3 separate regions of the Homo sapiens genome follow, and regions 1 and 3 are each linked to region 2. A link is a contact called in ENCODE Hi-C or POLR2A ChIA-PET data. All regions are on one chromosome and are shown on one strand. The core of a region is the stretch at or near the end of the contact, and the rest is flanking DNA. Distances in the headings are between cores, read along the strand shown. Region 1 holds the start of TRPM4 (transient receptor potential cation channel subfamily M member 4). Region 2 holds the start of PRR12 (proline rich 12). Region 3 holds the start of ZNF473CR (ZNF473 cis regulating lncRNA).

Region 1 (3,665 bases), core at 360-2,859, 430 kb before region 2:
GCCTCTCCCTCTCACTCTGGGCTTCTGTCCCACTCTTATCTTAGTGTCAGTCCTCCCCCAAGTCTGTGTCCCTCTCTCTCCCCTAAATCTCTGGCCCCTCCTTTCTGAGTTCCTGCCCTTCCCCCAATTCTTTGGTTTTTGCATCCCCCTCTGCCCCTTGCCTCAGTCAAGGTGTCTCCTCCCCATCTCTGGCATCCACCTCTCTGGGTCTCTGTCCCCACTCTCTCTCAGAGTCTCTGTCCCCCTCTGTCTCAGAGTCTCTGTCCACCTCTCCCTGGGTCTCTGTCCCCCTCTCTCTGGGTCTCTGTCCCCCTCTCCCTGGGTCTCTGTCCCCCTCTCTCTGTGGATCTCTGTCCCCCTCTCTCTGGGTCTCTGTTCCCCTCTCTCTGTGGGTCTCTGTCCCCCTCTCTCTGTGGATCTCTGTCCCCCTCTCTCTGGGTCTCTGTTCCCCTCTCTCTGTGGGTCTCTGTCCCCCTCTCTCTCTGGGTCTCTGTTCCCCTCTCTCTGGGTCTCTGTCCCCCTCTCTCAGGGTCTCTGTCCCCCTCTGTCTCAGAGTCTCTGTCCCCCTCTCTCTGGGTCTCTGTCCCCTCTCCCTGGGTCTCTGTACCCCTCTCCGTGGGTCTCTGTCCCCTCTCCCTGGGTCTCTGTCCCCCCATCCCTGGGTCTCTGTCCCCCCCTCTCTGGGTCTCTGTCCCCCTCTCTCTGGGTCTCTGTCCTCCTCTCTCTCTGGGTCTCTGTTCCCCTCTCTCTGGGTCTCTGTCCCCCTCTCTCTGGGTCTCTGTCCCCGTCTCTCTGGGTCTCTGTCCCCCTCTCTCTGGGTCTCTGTCCTCCTCTCTCTCTGGGTCTCTGTTCCCCTCTCTCTGGGTCTCTGTCCCCCTCTCTCTGGGTCTCTGTCCCCGTCTCTCTGGGTCTCTGTCCCCCTCTCTCTGGGTCTCTGTCCCCCTCTCTCTGGGTCTCTGTCCCCTCTCCCTGGGTCTCTGTCCCCCTCTCCGTGGGTCTCTGTCCCCTCTCCCTGGGTCTCTGTCCCCCCCTCCCTGGGTCTCTGTCCCCCCCTCTCTGGGTCTCTGTCCCCCCCTCTCTGGGTCTCTGTCCTCCTCTCCCTGGGTCTCTGTCCCCCTCTCTCTGTGGGTCTCTGTCCCACTCTCTCTGGGTCTCTGTCCCACTCTCTCTGGGTCTCTGTCCCCTCTCCCTGGGTCTCTGTCCCCCTCTCTCTGTGGGTCTCTGTCCCCCTCTCTCTCTGTCTATCCCTGGGTCCCTGCTGCCCCACCTTCTGATTCTCTGTCCCCTAAGTCTTTGTCTCCCCCTCTTTGGGTTAAATTGTCCCCTCCCTGTCTGGCATCCTCCTTTCTGAGTCTGTTCCCTCTCCGCCACTGGCCCCCAACTCCTTCTGTTCCCATCTCGCGCTTGCCCTTGGAGTCTCCCCTGTGTGTCTCTCTCCCCCCGGCCCGGACCTCTGCACCCCCCAGGTCGCTGTCCCTCTGTCCCCTTATCGCGGCCTGGGACCCGCCCTCTCCCCGCCTCCCGCTTTGGCGTCTCCAAGACTCCCCGCCCCCCAGACCTCGCCCCGCCCCAGGCTAGGCTGGAAAGTGGAGGATCCGGTTTGCTCTGGGCGGGTCTGGAAGCAGAGCCGGCGGAGGGAGCGCCGGGGCCCTGGGCTGCAGGAGGTTGCGGCGGCCGCGGCAGCATGGTGGTGCCGGAGAAGGAGCAGGTGAGCGCCGGACCAGGGTCTGCGGGAGCGCGGAGCTGGGGACCTCGCCTCCAGGCTCCCAGAGAGGAGGGCGCTGGACACCCAGATTCCTGGGTCAGACGGAGGAGGGGGATGGGAGGGTCCAGGTTCCAGGGTCCAGGGCATGGGGGTCGAGACTCCTGAGTCTGGAGCGGGAGGGCGCTGGGGGCCCGGACTCCTGTGTCCGTGGGGAGCGCACGGGGTGGGTGGCTCTGTGTCCCATAGGACAGAACTGGGTGCCCTCTCACCCCACTTCCACCCCTACATTTGTTCCTGTCCCCAGAGCTGGATCCCCAAGATCTTCAAGAAGAAGACCTGCACGACGTTCATAGTTGACTCCACAGATCCGGGGTGAGGAGTTCGCCCCTGGACTGACCCCAGAGGGTCCGCGGCCCGCTGACCCCGCCCGCGGATGGTCACGCCCCAGCCCTGCTCCTTCCCCATTCCTGGACTCGGGGACCTTCCCAAGGGCGTTCCTTGCCGACGCTCTCCCTCTAGGAGCGTTTGGGTCTGTGTAGACACCCCTCATTCCCCATTCGCCATTCTCCCGCTCAGGGTCAGTGTAGACGCTCCAGGGCTCGGTTCTGCTTCTTTCCTCCCCGATGTCTCTTCTATGTGCTTCTGTCTCTTCGTGTCACTTTCTGTGTCTCTGTCTTTCCCTTTTGGGTATTTCTGTTTCATTCATTCATTCATTCATTCATTCATTCATTCATCCATCCATGCAAGAAACCCTCACTCAGCGCTCCCAAGGTCCCTTTAGCCTAATTCAACGGCCCTGCCAGGGTTCCAATTTCCCCTGGGACACGTGCTGTGTGGCTTCGGGCAAATCATTTCACCTCTCTGGGTCCCGTTTCTCATCTGGGCATCAAAAGAGGCTTGATCTCCTGGGGTTATTATGAGAATTAAACAAGTTAATGCTTGTGATATTCCTGGCACAGCGCCCAGCACAGGACGCTGGGAAATATCTGCAGCTCCCACTGGGAGGTGGCAATTATTACCGCGGGCGGGCCCTGTCTTGGTGGCCGGGGACACCAATTGAGCTAGATAGGGTGTGTGCGTCCGCGAGGAGCTCCCGCCCTTCAGTGACGGCCTCTCAAGCGGATCCAGGCTTTCTAGTTTTTTTTTTTTTTTTTTTTTTTTTGAGACGGTGTCTCGCTCTGTCCCCCAGGCTGGAGTGCAGTGGCGCGATCTCGGCTCACTGCAAGCTCCGCCTCCCGGGTTCACGCCGTTTTCCTGCCTCAGCCTCCCGAGTAGCTGGGACTACAGGCGCCCGCCACCACGCCCGGCTAATTTTTTGTATTTTAGTAGAGACGGGGTTTCACCGTGTTGGCCAGGATGATCTCGATCTCCTGACCTTGTGATCCGCCCGCCTCAGCCCCTCAAAGTACTGGGATTACAGGCGTGAGCCATCGCGCTGGGCCAATTTTTTGTATTTTTTTTTTAGTAGAGACGGGGTTGCACCGTGTTAGCCAGATGGTCTCGATCTCCTGACCTCATGATCCGCCGGCCTCGGCCTCCCAAAGCGCTAGGATTACAGGTGTGAGCCACCGCACCTGGCCCAGGCTTTCTAGTTTTTTGTTTTTTGTTTTTTTGAGACAGAGTCTGGCTCTGTCGCCCAGGCTGGAGTGCAGTGTTGCGATATCAGCTCACTGCAACATCCACCTCCTGGGTTCAAGCAGTTCTCATGCCTCAGCCTCCCTAGTAGCTGGGATTACAGGTGCCTACCACCATGCCCAGCTAATTTTTTGTATTTTAGTAGAGACGGGATTTCACCCTGTTGCCCAGGTTGGTCTTGAACTCTTGATCTCAGGCAATGCACCTGCCTTGGCTTTCCAAAGTACTGGGATTACAGGTGTGAGCCACCGCGCCCAGCCCTCTAGTTGTTTTTCAAGACAGTTTTTGGGGTGCGGGAAGTATCCACATTCCTACTTCAGTGTGT
Region 2 (3,901 bases), core at 1,383-3,882:
CTGCTCATTGTCCTGGCCGGCCTGGGAGCCTTTTGGTATCTGCGCTGGCGACAGCACCGAGGCCAGCAGCCCTGTCCCCAAGAGTAAGGGGGCTTCAGCGAGGAGGGGGTGGTGGTGGAGAGCAGGGGAGGGAGGAAGCATTGACCTAAAGGGATGTGCTAAGGATTGGGGGCAGGCAGGCACTGATGAAAGACCTAAGGACACAGTCATTTGGAGAGTGAGTCTGTGAGCTGGCTTGTGTCTGGTTTTGGCGACTGTCGCTCTGTCTGGATCCTCAGTACCTGGCCCGCAGTAGGAGCTCTGACCACTTTTGCTGCCAGCCTGTCTTTGCGGTACTGAGATTACCAGTATCCGTGGAATTACGACTCTGGATATTGTATCTGGTGAGGCTGCGACGGTGCAGCCTGTGGTGTCTTGGTGTCTGTGGTATGTCAGTTTCAGTGGTAACAGGTGCAGCACCTGAGTGGGTGTGGGAAATTGGTGAGGAGTGCGTCTGTGTTGTGTTCCTGTCTATATGGATGGGCTGAGTTCTGTCTGTTTGGTGTGTGTTGGCCTGCCTCTCTACAGGGCTGTCTTTTTTTTTTTTTTTTTTTTTGAGATGGAGTTTCACTCTCATTGCCCAGGCTGGAGTGCAATGGCATGATCTTGGCTCACTGCAACCTCTGCCTCCCGGGTTCAAGTGATTCTCCTGCCTCAGCCTCCAGTGTAGCTGGGATTATAGGCGCACTCCACTACGCCCAGCTAATTTTGTATTTTTAGTAGAGATGGGTTTCTCTATGTTGGTCAGGCTGGTTTCGAACTCCTGACCTCAGGTGATCTGCCCGCCTTGGCCTCCCAAAGTGCTGGGATTACAGGTGTGAGCCACCACGCCTGGCCCTTTTTTTTTTTTTTTTTTTTAAAAAAAGACAAAGTCTCACTCTGTTGCCCATGTTGGAGTGCAGTGGCCGGTTCACAGTTCACTGCAGCCTCAATTTCCTGGGCTCAAGAAATCCTCCCACCTCAGCCTCCTGAGGAACTAGAGCTACAGGTGTGCGCCATGCACCCGGCAGGGCTGTCTTTTTCTCTATTGCTCTGCCTGTATCTGGTGCACATGAGTGTGTCTGAATAAGAGTGTGTCTCTGTGGTTGCTGATTTCTGTGTCTACCTGTCTGTGTGCAGCTGCCTGTCATTTGAGGCGCTTTTCTGTGTGTAAGGCTAGGCTGAAGGTGACCCTCCTTTTCTGAAGTCCACCTCCCTTCCAGCTCTGTCCCAGTGTCACCCTGAGTCTCCGTCTCCTAGATCCCCTCTCTTCCTCCCTAGTCTAGGTATCCTGTAAGTTGCCTCTGCTAACTGTACCTTTGCTGTCCCCAGGGCCGGGCTCATTAGCCCTCTGAGTCCTTTGAACCCTCTGGGCCCACCGACGCCCCTGCCTCCACCCCCACCCCCACCCCCAGGCCTCCCCACCTATGAGCAGGCGCTGGCAGCCTCTGGGGTACACGACGCACCTCCACCCCCCTACACCAGGTATGGGGCGTGGCTTCTGCCCGGGGGCGGGGCGCAGAGGGGTGGGCACGTTGGAGGAGGAACCTGGGCTCAGGGGCGGGACTTGGAATTTGGGCCTTCTTACCTGGGGCGGGGCTTGGAGTGCGGGGGCGGGGCCCCATGCAATGGTCTAGGGGCGTGGCCCAGCGTTGTATGTGTGGAGCCGTATAGGAGGGTGGGGCCTGTGCCCAGAGGGTCCTGGATTGGCTGAGACGCCAAGGGCGGTCGGAGTGGTCCTGGTTGAAGGGGGGAGAAAAACAGCCAGATCTTTGACTCCCTAGTGTGCCTTTCCTCTTGCAGCCTCAGGAGGCCTCACTGAAGAGCTGCTTTCGAGACCCGGCTCTCCGAACCGTGCCCCTGATTCATACCGGATTCCGGAAGCCGCTAGGCCTCATAGACGCCGAAGCTGGACTTGGAGTGGGGAATGGTGGGAGTAGGGGTCATCCGGCCCGAGGCCTGCCCTGGCACACGCGTTTCCGCCGCGTATGGATATACACATGTTTTCGGCAACGTGTTCCCGTGTCCTGGCCCCTCACGGGCCCCCACACTCTCCTGACCGTGAGGGCACTGGTCAGTTCCGCCCCCGTGGTAGGCAGACGCGCGGGGAAATTCGGACCCAGGAGCCCAGCCCCGGCTGTGCCATCTTGTGTATGGGCAGATATGACCTGACAGCCCCCTCCAGTGCCACAGGGTACGCACACGCAGAGCCCCGCCTGTGCACACGCGTGTCTTCGTGCACTCCCCGTGCGGTACAGGGGCACTTCGTAACCCAGGGAAAGGGCGGGGGGCATATTTGCAAGCGCGCTCGGTGCGGGCAGGCTCGCATTGCACCCAGGGAGCTGGAGTTGAGCTGTTCCCCTAAATAAAAACCCTTCGGAAAGGAGACCAAAAAAAGCAGAAATAATGCAAAAAATAATAATGAAATGAACTGCGATCCCGGGCGCATCGGAACTGGTTTTCTGTGCAAACGCGCCCTACACCCCCAGGCCCTGCTCGCGCTCAGTCTCTCTCTCACTCTCCCTTTTTTTTTTTTTTTTTTTGCATTTGCACGGGATTGTGGGAGGAAGCGGAGCGCAGCCAGACACCCCGCCGCCCGCCCCCCCTTCCCCTCCCCCCTCCCCCAGCCGCCTTGTGCAAAGATGGCTGCACCGTGAGCGCAGAGGAGGAGGAGGCGGCGGCGGCGGCGGCGAGAGAGCGAGCACCCAGCGCCTGCACCCACCCCGGGGCCGCCCGGGACGCCCCCTCCCGAGCGCGCGCCCCCCCTTTTCTCTCGCAAGCGCCGGGGCAAAGGCGGAGACAGCGGGGTCCCTCCTCCCCCCTTCCCTCCTCTAGGGGGAACCCCCCTTCCCCCTTCCTTGGCTCAGCGACTGCACCCCCTCCCTTGCCCGCCCCTCCGCCCCTGCCCCCTCCCTCCCCCGCCCGGGGCCTTCCCGGGCCTTCGGCGGCTGCAAAGAAAAAAAGAGAGAGAGAAAAGGGGGGAAAAAAAAGCAGCAGCGGAGGGAGCGGCGGCGGAGGAGAGCGCGCGCGCGCCCCCTCCCTCCCTCCCTCCCTCCCCCTCCCCCCAATTTCCACCGCGGCCAATTCATGGACAGGAACTACCCCAGCGCCGGCTTCGGGGACCCGCTCGGCGCCGGGGCGGGATGGAGTTACGAGAGGTCAGCGAAAGCTAGGTAAGGAGCTGAGGGTGGCCTAGAGAAGGGGGCCAAGGGGTGGGAGCCCAGCCGGGCCGGGCCGGGCCGGGCCGGGCCCGCCCGGCGACGCGTGCATCGCAAACTCCCCTCCGGCTTGCAAGGGAGCGGCCTTCCTCGGTTTGTAACAACGCCGCCGCCCCAGTTTGCAAATTGCAAACTCCGCCAAAGCCAGCTCCGGCATGCAAAGGGAGAATTGCAGCGGGAAAATGGGGGTGCAAAACAATTTCGGACGGGAAGGCCTTGGGAAGGTGGGAGGGACTGGCGAAGCAAGGCCTGGACTTCCCCCCATCCTTGGATTCCCGGCTTGGTGACCCCTCCCCCCCGCGCCCCAGGCACTGCTCTTGCAAAGGTGGGAAGAAGAGAAGAATTAGAACGCAGATCTGGGGGGCGCGAACCCCCTCTCAGGTCCTATTGTTCCGGGACTGTGCGAGGCCGCGCCACTAGGCGCCCCCCCAAGAATTCCGCGCGCAGAGTGGGCACGGGGCCCCGCCCCCTTCCTAAGCTGGGGTTGTGTGTGTGTAAGGGAGGGGGTCAGGCGTCTGGGACACGCCCCCTTTAATGCCCCCACCCCCAAAGGCAGAGAATCCTAGTTGATCGCAAGGAGTGGAGCGTTTGCCCTCTTGAGTCTGGCCACGGACTGGTGCCGTTGCATGGGAAGAGTCGGATGTTTCCCGGGTGTGTGTTTGTGT
Region 3 (3,513 bases), core at 366-2,865, 460 kb after region 2:
AACACTTTTCAGTCTGTGTGTGGGCCTAAGTAACCAAGGAGAGAGCACAGGCAGCCTGCAGTTCACTCTTCACAGACATGTCAGGCCCCAGGCTTGGGGAGTGTTTCTAATTAGCATCCAGTAATACATATAACTTTGTTTATACTTTAATTTTTGTCCCCACCTTTTTCCTTTAGTGACAAGTGACAAGAGATACTAGTTCCTGCTCATGGTAGTAATAGAAAGTTTTTTTTTTTTATAAACTGAGCTGATAGGGCCGAGTGTGGTGGTTCATGCCTGTAATCCCAGCACTTTGGGAGGCCTAGGTGGGAAGATGACTTGAGCCCAGGAGTTCGAGACCAGCCTCAACAACGTGATGAAACCCTGTCTCTACGAAAGAAATATGCAAATTAGCTGGGTAGTGGCCACTGATCACTTAAAAATGATTAAAATGGCAAATTTTATGTATATTTTTACAATTTAAAAACATTTAAAGTTTAAATTTAGATAAAAGTTTAAGTTTAGATAAATTTAAAACATTTTAAAGTTTGTGTGGTAGGCTGGGTGTGGTGGCTCATGCCTGTAATCCCAGCACTTTGGGAGGCTGAGGTGGGTGGATTGCTTGAGCTCAGGAGTTTGAGACCAGCCTGGGCAGCATGGTGAAATCCTGTGTCTACAAAGAATACAAACAGCCGGGTGTGGTGGTACACGCCTGCAGTCAAGCTACTAGGGAGGCTGAAGTGGGAGAATCGTGAGCCTGGGAGGTTGAGGCTACAGTAGGCTGTGATCATGCCACTGCACTCCAGCTTGGGCGACAGAACAAGACCCTGTCTCTGAATAAAGGAAAAAGATGTGATTGGAAAAAGAAATGAGCTACAGGAGCCTAAACCAAGCAAGGCTAAGATGGCAAAACCCAACACCTCTGAGGCTGATGCAAAGACAAGCTCAAACGAGGTCAAGGTATAAAGCAGCAGCAAAGTCTTCTCTAGGGCCAAGGTCTCCCCCAACATTTCAGAGATGGGGACCCCTTGTCGGAACTGATACCCCAGCTAAATTCCAGCTTGACTTCTGGAAGGGCTGGAGACTAAGGTCAGTCAGGGTGATCAGCCCTGTCAACATAACCAACCCCATAACCCTGGGTACCACGGCGTGGGTGAGCTTCTCTGGCAACACTTTGTGTGCGGTCACACATCATTGCTGAGTGCGTTAAATGCTTTCCATATGACTTTACTGGCAGAGGACACCTGGAAGCTCACGCTTGGTCTCTCCTAGACTCCATCCTATGCACCTTTTCCCATTGCTGGTTTTAATCTCTATTCTTTAGCTGTAGTAAATGCAATCAAGTATAACAGCTTTGCTGAGTTTTGTGAGCCCTTCTAATGAATTACTGAACTTAAGGGTCCACTGCCCTCTCTGAGCCTCAGTTTCTTCAGTGGACTCAAGAATGATACTCAGTGTAAGGATTCTCAAAACGAGCATCAGCAGGTTCCGCCCACGCCGGCCTCCTGGGTTCAGTTCTCTAATAACCACCTCCCTTCCCCGCCTACTCCAGCCAATCCTTGTGCTGACTCGGCTCCTGGCCACGCCCTAACCCCACCCCCGCTGCCTCTAAACCCGTCCCCACCCCTGCAGCCTCACAGGCTGCCGTCAGATTCTCAAGCCCCTATTCCTCTCGGTGGCCTAAATCCCCAACTGCTCGGGGCCACTTTTCAGGCCAAAATGGGCCCAAAATGGGGAGGGCAAGTGATGAATGTCACTAGACAGTGGGGCCCTCAAGGACCTGGCAAATGGGGGCTTGGACCTCGGATCGGCCTCCCACGCGAAGCTTGCTCCCCACCAGCATCCCCACGTTGGTGGCGACGCTGCCCCGGCCCCACGGATACTTCCGCGCCTGTCAGACTCCCTGATGAACTACCCTTCCCAGAGTACCGCGGGAGCTCGGGCTCCTGAGGGCGACGGTCCTCTGATGGCAGATGCGGGAGAAACTCTGGCGTCAGGCGGCCCTCGCGTGGAGCACACGAAGTCGTGGCTTATTCTGGCTTCAGTATGTGGGGTGGAGAAGGCGATCCACGCAGCTGCGTCTATTTCCTGTGGATCAATCGCAAAATACGTTCTGTAAGCCCCGCCCCCACTGCGTGCGGGCGGCTTTTGTCTCCACGGCAACCGTCAACTCTGGAAACGCCTGTCTTTCTCCATGGCAACTGTCTACGCCGCAGGCTGGAGCTGCCCATTACCGGAGCCCGTAAGCAGTATGGGTGCTGGACAAACAGCGTGATCGGGTCGTAAAACTTGGTGGAAAACGAATATTAGAGCACAAGGAAGGAAAAACCGGGCTGGGTGGGACTGAAATAGTTGATGTGAGGGAAGATTTCTCAAAGGGAGACTATTTTTTTATTGTTTGTTTGTTTTTTACTTTTATTTTTTCAAGACGGGGTCTCGCTCTGTTGCCCAGGCTGGAGCACAGTGGCACGATCTCGGCTCACTGCAACCTCCGCCTTCCGGGTTCAAGCGATTCTCCTGCCTCAGCCTCCCGAGTGGCTGGGATTACAGGCGCCCGCCACCATGCCTGGATAATCTTTTGTATTTTTAGTAGTGTGAAAAATGGGAAAGTTATTCTTCAAAGATTATAAAAAGTCACAATTTCTTAGTATAAGATTGCTATCCACTATTATATATTCCAAATCAGCTGTCCTAGCTTGCTCCGGCATGCCTGGACAGAACTAGACAAGCCCCAGGACATAGTGCATAGTTAAGGAAGCATCCTTAACTATCCCCTGGGCAACTTCCTTTTCTTTGTTCTGTTCCCCTTACCCAGTTAAAAAAGTTTTAAACTAATAGCCAATCGGGTAAAGTGTAAAATGTGAGGTCCTATTCCAGCCAATGGAAACTGGACACAGCAGTAGGGTAGACACATCAGGTTATAATAACTCTGTCTCCTTAGTTTGGCGGGGTCTCGTGGCTGGACAGCTATTGAGTAGCACCCTTTCTGCAGGAAGTAAAGCTCACCTTGCTGAGAGATCATTTGTTCCCGCATTAATTCTTTTTTTTTTTTTTTTTTTTTTGCGACACCAAAAACCTCGTTCCCAACAGTAGGGGTTTCACCATGCTGCCCAAGGCTGGTCGCCAACTCCTGACCTCAGGTGATCCACCTGCCTCCCCCTCAAGTGCTGGGATTATAGGCATGAGCCACTGCTCCTGTCCCATGAGGCGGCCTTTGAAAAAGGCTTTGAGGGATGAGCAGGAGGTCGCCAGGAAGAGAAGGGAAAATATACTATATCTATAGATCTGGCCAAAATTAAAAGTCTCAACGAGGGTGTGAGGAAACTGCCGTTCTCCTACCCTGCTGGTAGGGAGAGGAATGTCTTCAGCCTTTGAGGAAGTAAATCAGTCAGTCAGTTGGTGATGTTTGCTGAGAACCTTACTGTATACTGGGCAGACGCTAGGGATACAGCGGGGAAAGACAGAGGGCAGGCAGTAACCATGAGACATGATTGGAAATTATAAGTGCTGTGAAGTAGGCTGGGTGTGGTGGCT

The links. Hi-C counts contacts between places; a loop is a spot of excess contacts on that map. ChIA-PET counts read pairs that join two places held with the same protein, here RNA polymerase II (POLR2A). Pooled maps may share reads with other maps.
Region 1: a loop to region 2 is called in a map of K562, with 10 times the contacts of the local background. The contact joins the promoter of TRPM4 here to the promoter of PRR12 in region 2. A Hi-C loop is called at or near these places in 1 of 168 maps with a recorded cell type or tissue (K562) and 3 of 50 pooled maps. POLR2A ChIA-PET finds 5 or more read pairs at or near these places in 4 of 52 experiments (CD4-positive, alpha-beta T cell, WTC11 and activated T-cell).
Region 3: a loop to region 2 is called in a pooled map, with 6 times the contacts of the local background. The contact joins the promoter of ZNF473CR here to the promoter of PRR12 in region 2. A Hi-C loop is called at or near these places in 1 of 50 pooled maps. POLR2A ChIA-PET finds 5 or more read pairs at or near these places in 3 of 52 experiments (K562, PC-9 and activated B cell).

What each region holds. Positions count from the first base shown.
Region 1 is chr19:49,156,183-49,159,847 of GRCh38, forward strand. It overlaps TRPM4 (transient receptor potential cation channel subfamily M member 4), which reads left to right and starts at 1,610. Exons shown (of 25, transcript NM_017636.4): 1 at 1,610-1,708; 2 at 2,010-2,077. The coding sequence starts at 1,685. RefSeq lists an enhancer at 1,344-1,965 and a silencer at 2,649-2,835.
Region 2 is chr19:49,588,550-49,592,450 of GRCh38, forward strand. PRR12 (proline rich 12) reads left to right here and starts at 2,633. Exons shown (of 14, transcript NM_020719.3): 1 at 2,633-3,191. The coding sequence starts at 3,106. It overlaps PRRG2 (proline rich and Gla domain 2), which reads left to right. Exons shown (of 7, transcript NM_000951.3): 5 at 1-83; 6 at 1,351-1,503; 7 at 1,822-2,455. The coding sequence ends at 1,840. RefSeq lists enhancers at 178-237, 3,305-3,804 and silencers at 1,452-1,551, 1,562-1,721, 2,582-2,911, 3,072-3,321.
Region 3 is chr19:50,048,974-50,052,486 of GRCh38, forward strand. ZNF473CR (ZNF473 cis regulating lncRNA) reads left to right here and starts at 1,616. Exons shown (of 5, transcript NR_138096.1): 1 at 1,616-2,221. RefSeq lists enhancers at 1,662-1,871, 1,903-2,583.